3 separate regions of the Homo sapiens genome follow, and all the other regions are linked to region 1. Evidence: chromatin contacts called from ENCODE Hi-C or POLR2A ChIA-PET data. All regions are on one chromosome and are shown on one strand. Each heading gives the region's core, a stretch centred on a gene start or an enhancer-like site at or near the end of the contact. The rest is flanking DNA. Distances are from core to core; before and after follow the strand shown.

Region 1 (3,381 bases), core at 331-2,830:
CATATGCACTGAAAAGGAAGCACAGTTCTTAAACATTTCAGTATTGAATCTGGCAAGAGACAGATCTTATGATGGTGTTTGTGGAGTCAGAAATCAAATGAATATCTTCTTAACATATAAGGTAGTGTTAAATAAGGAACATTATTCAGAGACATCACTGAGCTGAGAGTTGTTTGGATCTGCAAGTGAGAAAAGTAGAATATTTGATATTTTTCCCACTGGAAAATAAAGGTAATAGACGCCCTGTTGTCTGAAATATTGATTATTAGGGAAAGTCAGCTGAGGTTACATTTATAAATAATTTTATCACCCTAAAATATATAAATGCCATTCATTCTTCCATCTTGTGATGTAGGTAAGGCTTTTTTTTTCTGAGCCTGGATCAGCTGACTAAAGCATTGTTTTTCTTGCAAAAACCACAGAAAAAAATGTATTGTCTACAATCTCCATAAATAATACTGAAAACTTAAGACAGTTAAGCAAATTCAATATAGAATCCATCTAATTTTAATGATTTTTTCACAAACCTTTTAAAACCATCTTGCCCACACTTTGAGAGCAGTTTTCTTTAATGACATCTTTATTGAATCTTTCCAAAACATTCAACTTAGGTTTTCACTGAAATTGCTCTCCTTTTTTTATATTTTTCTTTCTTTAAATTTCTGTAATAGTTGATTCTACTGCCTAATTACAGCAACCAGCACAATGGCATAAACAGATTTAGAAACAAACCTAAATGACTTGGTAAACAGCCCAACAGACCGCATCACAAGTGCCAGGGCGTCCTGGAAAGTCATCTGCCAGCTGTGAGTGTGTTGTGTTTTAGAGGTTTTAAGAGTCTGGGGCCCACCAGTTGGTTTGGTAAGTGTGAGATGTAGAGGCCCTAAGAAGAGCATCTGTGTAGTGTATCTCGTGCAAATGTTAAGTTACACTTCCTACTCACCAGCTTCGTTCTTCAGTCTTCATGTGGTAAAAAATACAACAACCTACGATCCAGGCTACAGCCAGAGGCTCAACTAACTTTTGAGTAACCTCCCACGCCCGGTACCAAGAGTTGGAGACACAAATAATAACGGTAGGCAGGGTTTATCAACATCACCTGTGTTGAGTGTTGACTTTTTGGGCCAAAAAGTTCTATGTTGCAGGGGCTGTTCTGTGTATTTGTAGCATTAAACATCCTACTACCCACTAGATGTCAACATCACATTCCCTGAGCTGTGACAATCAAAAATGCCTCCAGACATTGCTAAATGCCCACTAGGGGGCAAAATTCCTCCTGACTGAGAACAAGTGAGGGTGGATCAGGAGCTTTCAGTTTCTAATAAACTTTCTTGGGTCCTTCCCTTTGTTGGGACTCACAGAATTTCATACTCTTAGATCTATCAAGAATCTTTTCCTTCAAGTTTTATTTTAGATTCAGGGGATACATGTGCAGGTTTGTTACACAGATATATTGTGTGATGCTAAGGTTTGATCCTTAACATCATAAACATGCATAAATGATCCTGTCACCCAAATAGTGAGCACAGGACCCAATAGGTCGTTTTTCAACCCTTTCCTTCCTCCCTCCCCGTCTCCTCCCTCTAGTAGTCCTCGGCGTCTACTGTTCCCATCTTTATGTCCATGTATACCCGATGCCTAGCTCCAGAATCTTTTGGTTGCCTTCTCTGAAATTCAGAGAAGTAAGCTGTGAACAGCCAGTTGTGGTTGCCTAATTTGTAGGGCTGAGGGCAAAATGAAAATGTGAGTCCCGTGCTCAAAAATTACAACTCTGAAGACAGTGACAGAAGAGGATTAAACCAAGGGCAGGACCCTTCTGAGTGCAGGGCTCTGGGCAGCTGCAGAGGTCGCGTGTCCATGAAGCCAGCCCTGCAATAGCCACCTAGTGATAGGCAGAGCAGGAGTTACAACCTGGGATTCCTGTCACTCTTTCCACTAAACTGACAGTCACATAAAGATCTGCTGCATCTCAATAAGCCAAGAGGTATTAATAGTTCAACTTCCTAATTTTTACTACAGTTTTTGCTAATATTCCTTATACTTAGCAAGAAATATTGTACATAATAGTGAATTAGTTTCTCATCTCAACTTTTTGAAATCAAATTTATCAACAGAAACCTACTAAATTAGATTGACAGTTCCAATTATAGAACTACAAAATCATTTGTGTTTTATTGGAAACAACCATGAGGAGTTTATTATATTTTATTAGTAGCATCTGTCTCCTGTCTTTGAATGCTAGAGAAGATATTAATGATGTTCTTTTGCCATTTGGAAACAGATACTCTTTTCTCAAAAATTATCTTTGGCACTGGATTAATTCTCTAATTTATTCTTGTCATTTGGCAAGCGTCTTCACTCCAGGTGTAGAAACTGGAAGTGTTTCCAGAAAGATCAAGGGAGATATACAATTTATTACAGAAGGTCAGAATGTGTGTTGCTTAAAGATGTGATGTGATATTTTTCTATCGCATGGATGTGACCATGATGAACCTAAATTCTAGCTTAATATCATCAGTCTGGTCTTACCTGCTAAAGATCACCAGGACATACATGCTTCTACCTTTTACTGCTCTGCCTTTTTCTTTTTCAACATTCTTCCAAATGTAAATCAGCAAAGCAATAACTGTCACAGATAACACTGCTTCCAAAACACAAGTAGTGGGTTATTATATTGGTTCAGTAATGTTCAAAACAGCATATCGCAAACTTCCCAACAAATGTCTGGAATCCAATTTTATGGTCCCAGAAAGGAAAGTGACACAGGAAATCACACTCCAGCACTCAGAGATAGCAGGCCTCCGGGACTGAATGACAATGCTGTAAGAAATTTTCGCTAGGGAATGTTTGACAGGAGATGCCACTTCTAACTCTGTGCTTTCAGTTTCTAAGTTCAAGTGAGTTGGTAAGAAAAATCCTGCTAAAGACATTTATATGATCTTCAGACATAAGGAGACAGTAAAGGAATATGCAGTAGCAGCTACAGTAAAAATGTTTTTAGTTTCTATAGTCAAAAGATACATGCAGAGGATGGCTTCCAAAACCAAGTGCAAAAAGGGTATAGTCAAATCATCAAGTGGTCTTACAAAATGATTTAAAAAAAAAAAACCTGAGTAATATAAACTATTTTCTACAAAGGCTAAGTGAGGTCAAAAATTTACAATACAGTGAGAAAGGGATGGATTATGCTCTTAAGAGCAGGGGATCTTGTTACCACCCTCTTTTCATGTCTAAAAATATTATTGAATGAATACTTTTACAGAGCTTATAATGTGCCAGGCACTGTTCTCACAGCCTTACATATTAAATCATCCAATCTTTAAAATATAATTATCTGAGACAGGTATTACAACTATCTCCATGCTACAGAAGAGGAAACAA
Region 2 (3,381 bases), core at 533-3,032, 210 kb after region 1:
AATTTCTTGCAAGGTTGTAATTCAGTAGAACAGGAAGGGAGAAACTAATGCAGAGGAACAGAAGGAATGCATGAGATGGAGAATGCCTAGAAATGTTTGAGACATTGATTAAGTCATCAGAAATGGAAACAAGTTTAGAAACAACTTAGAAAATAATACACTGTAGGTCTGATAAATATTGTAAGATTGGGAGTTTTTTGTTAAATTATGGAAAATTTTATATAGATACAATAGTAGAACAGACCACATGAACCCATCTCATATTATCTTCAACAATTATCAATTCAAAAGTTGTTATCGTTATCTCTATCTCCACACATTTCATCTTTTCCTCCACCACTGGATGACTTTGAAAGAAATCCTAACCATTTCAACTATAAATATTTTAGCATGTCTCTGTAAAAGTTAAAGACTCTATAACAACAAGACATAGACCCAATATCCAGGTTGAGTAGGAGTTTGCTATCTTACTAATCTAATGTATTAACAAAGTCTAGAGCATTCTTATTAAAGTGGTAGAGCATGAAGAACCTTCTACCTGGAGTTAGGAGATTTGCTGGGTTGAAGTCCTGGCTCTCAACTTCCCACCTGTGTGACTCCAGCAAAGCTCTTCACTTCTCAATTCCAAATCTCAATTTCCTCACTAGTGAAAGAAGGATACATAGTAGTAGTTGTATCCATTTCAGAATTGTCATCAGGATTGAAGTAACAGATGTGAAAACAAAACTAAAATTGTGAAGTAGTAACTTCCAGTCCAATCCTCTTCTTTGTAAGTGATCTTGAGGACAGACACATCACCTGAAGGATAGATCATCTTTGCCTAGCCTTGTCTACAATGTTCTTGCTAGGTTTCTTTTCCTAAAAACACATTACTTAGGTACTTAACAGAACAAACAAACAAACAATCAAAAGACAAAACCAAAAAACTTTGGGGTTATAGACACCCATACTCATAAGTATTTCTGAATACCAAGAGAAGAGTATTTAGGTTTGCTTCTCTCAACTTTTCACCTTTCATTTCATGTACCCTGTCCTTTGTCTCAGCTCTAATAGCTCTGAGAGCTGATTACTTTTCGGGTGTCCCAAGTATCAGGATCCTGCCTAGTGCAACTCAAATTTCCAAAAGTTAATTTAGTGGCCTTTTGGTGACCAGAGCTTCAGATAACTCACAGGGAAACAATGTTTATTTCCTCTCCCACTAACAGTCACAAAAAATCATAAAAAAGAGTAGCGGGGGCAGTTTTGATGGCTAACCCCTCTTTCCATCCTTTGGGGGAAAATTGCTCATCTCCCTATAGGTGGAACTCTAAAGACAATGTATTCCTAAAAGGGGCCATCTGGGCGGTGTCCTCTTTTCCCAGCGCCCTGATTTCTATTCTTAGATCTGGAGATAGGCGGCTTTCATTTTTCCTGCTCCCAGTTCCCAGACCTTCCGTGGGGCCGCAGGATCCCCGGCTGGCGGGTCGCGGAGGGTGGCCGGCCGGGCTGCGCACTGCGCGCCTCCGCTGCGGGGCTCCGGGCCTGTGGACTCAGCGGAGTCCGCTGAGTCAGTTTCTTCCCGCGCGACTCCCGGCCGCGCCGCCGCTGCGGTGGAATCTGGTCCCAGGAGGCGGCGTCCGCCCGGGGTCCGGTCTAGGCGTGCGTGGGGGCCACGGTCACGGTCATCCCAGCCAGGCCCGGCTCCAGCAGCCCCACGGCCGCCGCCAGAGTTCTGCGCGGCCCGTCGCCTCGGCGGAGCCTCTGGCAGGCCCCTGAGCTCGTTTTTGGGGCCTGAGTGGGGGAGGAGGAAGCCGAGCAGGAGGGCTCCGGAGAGGGAGGGCAACGCGGGGCGGGGAGCTGCCTCCTTCCTCATAAACAGGCGGGCGTGGGCGCCGATGGGGCCCGCGGGGAGCGCTGGCTGCGGGCGGTGAGCTGAGCTCGCCCCCGGGGAGCTGTGGCCGGCGCCCCTGCCGGTTCCCTGAGCAGCGGACGTTCATGCTGGGAGGGCGGCGGGTTGGAAGCAGGTGCCACCATGGCTAGTGGCAGCTGTCAGGGGTGCGAAGAGGACGAGGAAACTCTGAAGAAGTTGATAGTCAGGCTGAACAATGTCCAGGAAGGAAAACAGATAGAAACGCTGGTCCAAATCCTGGAGGATCTGCTGGTGTTCACGTACTCCGAGCGCGGTAATCACTTGAAAATAAACTGTGCTTTTATTTTTGCAAACTTTCTCCCCCTCCTTACATTTGCAAATTTTGTCCTCCTCCCCTTGACCCTGCTCAAACCCGGACTCTTAAGGAGCCGCAAACTCCCATATCCTTTCCTTAGGGCAGAAAGCAGCTGAGAATTTCAGGAAGGTCTTCACCTTTTTGACTTTTCTCCCCGTTTCAGACTAAAAAGGAGAGGGGGTGCTGTGGATTGTGACTTTGCTTCTTTTCCCCACCCACTTGTTTTCCAGCCTCCAAGTTATTTCAAGGCAAAAATATCCATGTGCCTCTGTTGATCGTCTTGGACTCCTATATGAGAGTCGCGAGTGTGCAGCAGGTAAAGGCATTGTTTTCACTTCAACTCATTCTCCCTTCTGTTTGGAAGGAGACGTTTTACTGGCAATGTTAATATAGCCGAGAGTTCTTGGTTATTCCCAAAATTTGGCTTGAGGAACCTCTGACTGTGATTTTAAGATGGGAATATTGTTAAATCATTACGCAATGTAAACGGGATGAAGAGCCCCAGTATGTGTTCCCTGAGTGTCTTTAAGAAGTAACTTTATAAAACCAACAGTATGGATGGTGGTAGAAGGAGGATAAAAATGGGTTCGGTTTTAGTCTCGTTATTGGCAAGATGAATTCATTAGTGTTTAGACTTGACTATTCCAAGTATCTTCCCAATACAGAGCATGTCCTAGATGAGAAGATTATGAATAGTTTGGAAAAGGGGAATAATTAATAGTGATAAAATGCAACTTTGTCACTAGCAAACTCTTGTAGAGTTCAGCACTTTTTAAAATTCAAAGATTTCTAGCCTTTAGTTGTAGTATACCTTGTAGTATCTAAAGAAAGTGATGTCTTATGAGACCCTCATAGTTTGCAACTGTTGTCATATAAAATGCATGTAGAAGTGAAACTTTTACAATCTGTACCATAGGAAACCCAGAAATTTGCTATGTATCTTGGATTTTTTTTTAAAGGGGGCCTTAAAAATGGTAATTAAGAATGATTTACAGTCAAAACAAAATTATAGGCCAAGGTGATAACTTCCTTCGGAGCACTTAGAGATTTGGGGAACTGAAATCAGTTTTGTCATCTGCATGTTAACTCATGCAGAGAAAGAGAATTGGACTTTGAACTCCTTGGAGGTGCAGTCAGAAAGCCAATGTTTCTTAATGGTTGAGAGGCTTGACAGACA
Region 3 (3,381 bases), core at 488-2,987, 140 kb after region 1:
GCCATTTAGAGTAGTTGGGGCTACAGGTATGAGCTGCTGCGCCCATCTTAGTAGCAACTTTTATAGAAGGTCACAGATAACGCCAAAACGCTAGCATCTGCTAGTGTGCACTGTATGCATGAGAGTCAGAGAAATTATTCCAGAAGAAAGACGAAAGGGGTGAAAGCTCTATTTAACTGCTCCCATTGCTTGATCCAGACACTTCTGACAGTCTGTTTTTACAGACATGGCAAAACAACACTTGGAAGTCATTTGAGAAAATATTCCTGGTATCACAGAGGTAGGCAAAAGGACAATTGATATCTGTTGAATATTTATGTTCATATTGATTAACTCTTTGAGGTTGCAGAAAGAATGAGTCTTCCTCCTCACTAGGCAAAGAGAAGACTGTTACAGAAGAGAGCATCTGACATGCAAAGCATAACACCGATAAGCGTGGCCAGGCCCAAGAGCAAGACTCAAACTTATTCTTTTTCTTAAAGAATCTAACCGCAGCCATGTTTTTCATTGTTATTTTAAGTGTGGGAGGGAACCCCTGCCTTGTTCTTTTTGAAAATCCTGATGCTTTGATAAAATAGTTTCTAAAATATTTCCTATCTACCTGCCCTGCTCTGTTCTGGCTATAATTACTAGGCTAGCCAAAAATAAACTCTCCCAAGTGTTACATCTAGTTGATTGTTGATTTCCTAGAGGGGGAAAAAATAAACTGTAGTAATTAATCATGGAAGCTTCTCTTTAAAAGAATGTTTACGTCATGGCTCAAGGCTCAAACTAGACCGGGTTTCTTATACTGCATATATTTTTGTTTTGTTCATTTTCTTCCTCTTTCCTCCCACCAAAAAACAAACAAACAAACAAACAAAGCAAAAAAAAACTGGAATCTGGTTTAAAGGGTCAAATGAGAGTTTTAGGTAGAAATACAAACTCTTGTTTCTTAATTCCACATTATATGTGGTTACTGTTTTGAGCTGGTGAAATTTGTTGAACACTTAGAATAGTCATCCAAGAACCAGGGGGGACAGAATTTTAAACCAAATAGTCAGTGATTTAGATATAGTTTTAAATTTTTAAAGCTTATTTGACTTTACAGTTCCATTGAATGTAGGATGCTCCATTCTTTTGAAGACATAGGACAATTTGTTTGTTTCTGGACCAGACAAATTTGGATTTCCTAGACCACCGAATAATAATAATAATAATTGCTAACATGTACTTAACTTGCACAAGGTGCAGTAACATGAATATCATGTGGATTGTCTTATGCAGCTCTCCAAATAATGCTGTAAGGTAGCATTGTGGAAACTGAAACCCCTAAAAGTTAACTTGGTGGTAGCTTGTAATTGAGAAATAGAATGTAAACCAAGGTGGTTATACTTAATGCCCTGTGCTCTTAAAACAGTATCATGCTGCCTCCTTGGAGGAATCCTTAATTCAAGTAGGAAGATTTTTCCTTATTACATCTTTGCGACTAAGTTACTGTTTTTATGACTTTAGGCAAATCAATTGAACTGAGCAAGGAAGGTCTTGATTCAATGATTTCTCAAGTCCTTTTTCCTTTTTTTTTTTTTTGTCAAGGGAGTGTCCTCTAGCTGAGTGAAGTCATTTTTCCTTGAATGACTGACAGAATGGCTTTGGTTCACCTGTAATTCACAGTTTAGCTGATCCAGTGTACTGTAAAGTCTGTTTCACTCCACCAGCCAACAAGGAGCAGGCGGCCGTGGTTTTCTCATGTTCTGGGGGAAGCTGTTTGTCAGTGTTAACCTGGCTAACTTTGGACAGCTGCAACAACAACATCTATCCCTTGGCATATGGTGTGTTTAGATGCTAAACACTGCCTCATCTGTGAGTACTTCAGTTTTTGTTTTTCACACGAGCCGGGTGAATATAAAAATAGAGGTAAATAAAAAGAAATAACTGAATCAGCAACCTGGAATTTTCTCTCCTCTGATTAAAGACTGTTGTTAACTGAAAATGCTCCACTAGTTGTTTGAGGGTTTAAGACAGAAAAAGTGGGATGGAGGTGTTTGATAATTTGGTTGCTATGCAACCACTTTACAATTATGTAAGCTCCTACCATATGAGGTGATACAGAAAGGGTGGTAGAGTATGCTGACGCAGTGAGCACACAGAAGACTTTTTTCATGTGACAGAGCCAGAGTCTGAGATCTGCAGTTGCAGAATATTTAGGTAAGAAGTAAATGTCACAAATTATAAAGGCCTTTATTTATAGCAAGAATATGGGATTTCTATTACAGAGTTGGATGAGCAAAAGCTCACCAGAAACAGTATTAGTTTCAAGGAAGGAAGACACACACATCTGTCCTTTGAATCAGGACTTACTCTAACCAAAATTCAGGAAAGATTTTTTAAAAAAGGAAACTAAGAATATGGTATACTTTATTATTATTTAATTAGCCTTGCCCAGTTGAATCTTTTTCAGTAATATTGTAAGGTAGGTGGTACTATTATCCTTATATAAATGCAAAAACGTAGGCTTAAGCGACATTCAGTAATTTGCTCAACATCATATAGTTGGGAGTAAATCTGGGCTGTGAACACAAAACTTTTAGTTCAAGTCCAGTATTGTTCTCATTACATTATGCTTCACAGATGATCATGTACCCTCAGTGTTTCTTTCATATTATACGTTCTATCTTTTATGAAATCCACTGATCTGTTGAAAATCTTATTTTTATTTGTTTTTGCTAGATATCAAGGGTTTATCTCTGACCCTTCCTGGTGGGTTTACTGAATTTCAGAAAAGGCTACCTAATTGATTTTATTGCATATGTTGTAATTTATTGCGTATGTCATTTACTCAAATATGCAATTTATTGCATATATCATTTTAACGTTAACTGAAAGAGAGAAAGTGTGCATAGTCTAAGAAACAAGACAATTGCAAGTTATTCAAAGTGGTCTTTACAATTTAGCCAGCCAAAATCTCTGACTCATGGATCTAATGCCAAGATGACAGCCTCACTGAGGAAGTTTCTTGGTGCGTCTGTTTACAGCTTGGCCAAAGGGCAAGTGGACACTTCTTTTCGAAGGGGTGGTATTATGCTCTCTGGATTTAGAAAAGATTAGTTAACATCATAAAGCTAGAGTTAGATCAGCATGATGTTATGTAAAACATAGTGTTCCCTAATCTTGAGTCACAATAAAGATTAGGTTTGTGTGTTAGGATGATGGTTTATCACATTGTGTAATGTCTGTATGGCTTTCACATATCCCGTATCCATTCATTCTCATTATGATCAATGAAGTAAACAGGGCATATTTATTCACTTCATTTTTGCAGATAATTGAAGTAATTAAAGGAAAGGAAGCTTAGGGACATTAAATGACTTACCTGAGGTCCCATCTGGGCAAGATGGCAAG

The links. A loop is a pair of places that touch in the nucleus more often than their neighbours do. ChIA-PET counts read pairs that join two places held with the same protein, here RNA polymerase II (POLR2A). Pooled maps may share reads with other maps.
Region 2: a loop to region 1 is called in a map of heart right ventricle, with 2.7 times the contacts of the local background. The contact joins the promoter of LINC01779 here to the enhancer-like site in region 1. A Hi-C loop is called at or near these places in 2 of 168 maps with a recorded cell type or tissue (heart right ventricle and prostate gland), 6 of 37 single-sample maps with no recorded cell type and 15 of 50 pooled maps. POLR2A ChIA-PET finds 5 or more read pairs at or near these places in 1 of 52 experiments (activated B cell).
Region 3: a loop to region 1 is called in a map with no recorded cell type, with 6 times the contacts of the local background. The contact joins the promoter of LINC02471 here to the enhancer-like site in region 1. A Hi-C loop is called at or near these places in 1 of 168 maps with a recorded cell type or tissue (endothelial cell of umbilical vein), 4 of 37 single-sample maps with no recorded cell type and 7 of 50 pooled maps. POLR2A ChIA-PET finds 5 or more read pairs at or near these places in 2 of 52 experiments (GM12878 and H1).

Annotation. Positions count from the first base shown.
Region 1 is chr12:40,010,083-40,013,463 of GRCh38, forward strand. All of the region lies in intron 3 of SLC2A13 (solute carrier family 2 member 13), which reads right to left. Among named protein-coding and RNA genes, the nearest start is that of SLC2A13, 94 kb to the right of the region's middle. RefSeq lists a silencer at 1,224-1,343. Within about 2 kb of position 1,581, at least 3 of the 41 ENCODE cell types and tissues checked have a DNase peak (open chromatin) inside an H3K27ac peak, as active enhancers do; they include heart right ventricle, where a contact is called at or near this core.
Region 2 is chr12:40,223,121-40,226,501 of GRCh38, forward strand. LINC01779 (long intergenic non-protein coding RNA 1779) reads right to left here and starts at 1,783. Exons shown (of 1, transcript NR_186584.1): 1 at 1-1,783. LRRK2 (leucine rich repeat kinase 2) reads left to right here and starts at 1,877. Exons shown (of 51, transcript NM_198578.4): 1 at 1,877-2,162; 2 at 2,435-2,520. The coding sequence starts at 2,012. It overlaps LRRK2-DT (LRRK2 divergent transcript), which reads right to left and starts at 702. Exons shown (of 9, transcript NR_186757.1): 1 at 539-702. RefSeq lists a silencer at 1,643-2,002 and an enhancer at 3,201-3,290.
Region 3 is chr12:40,154,502-40,157,882 of GRCh38, forward strand. LINC02471 (long intergenic non-protein coding RNA 2471) reads left to right here and starts at 1,738. Exons shown (of 2, transcript NR_146526.1): 1 at 1,738-1,842. LRRK2-DT (LRRK2 divergent transcript) reads right to left here. Exons shown (of 9, transcript NR_186757.1): 6 at 3,353-3,381.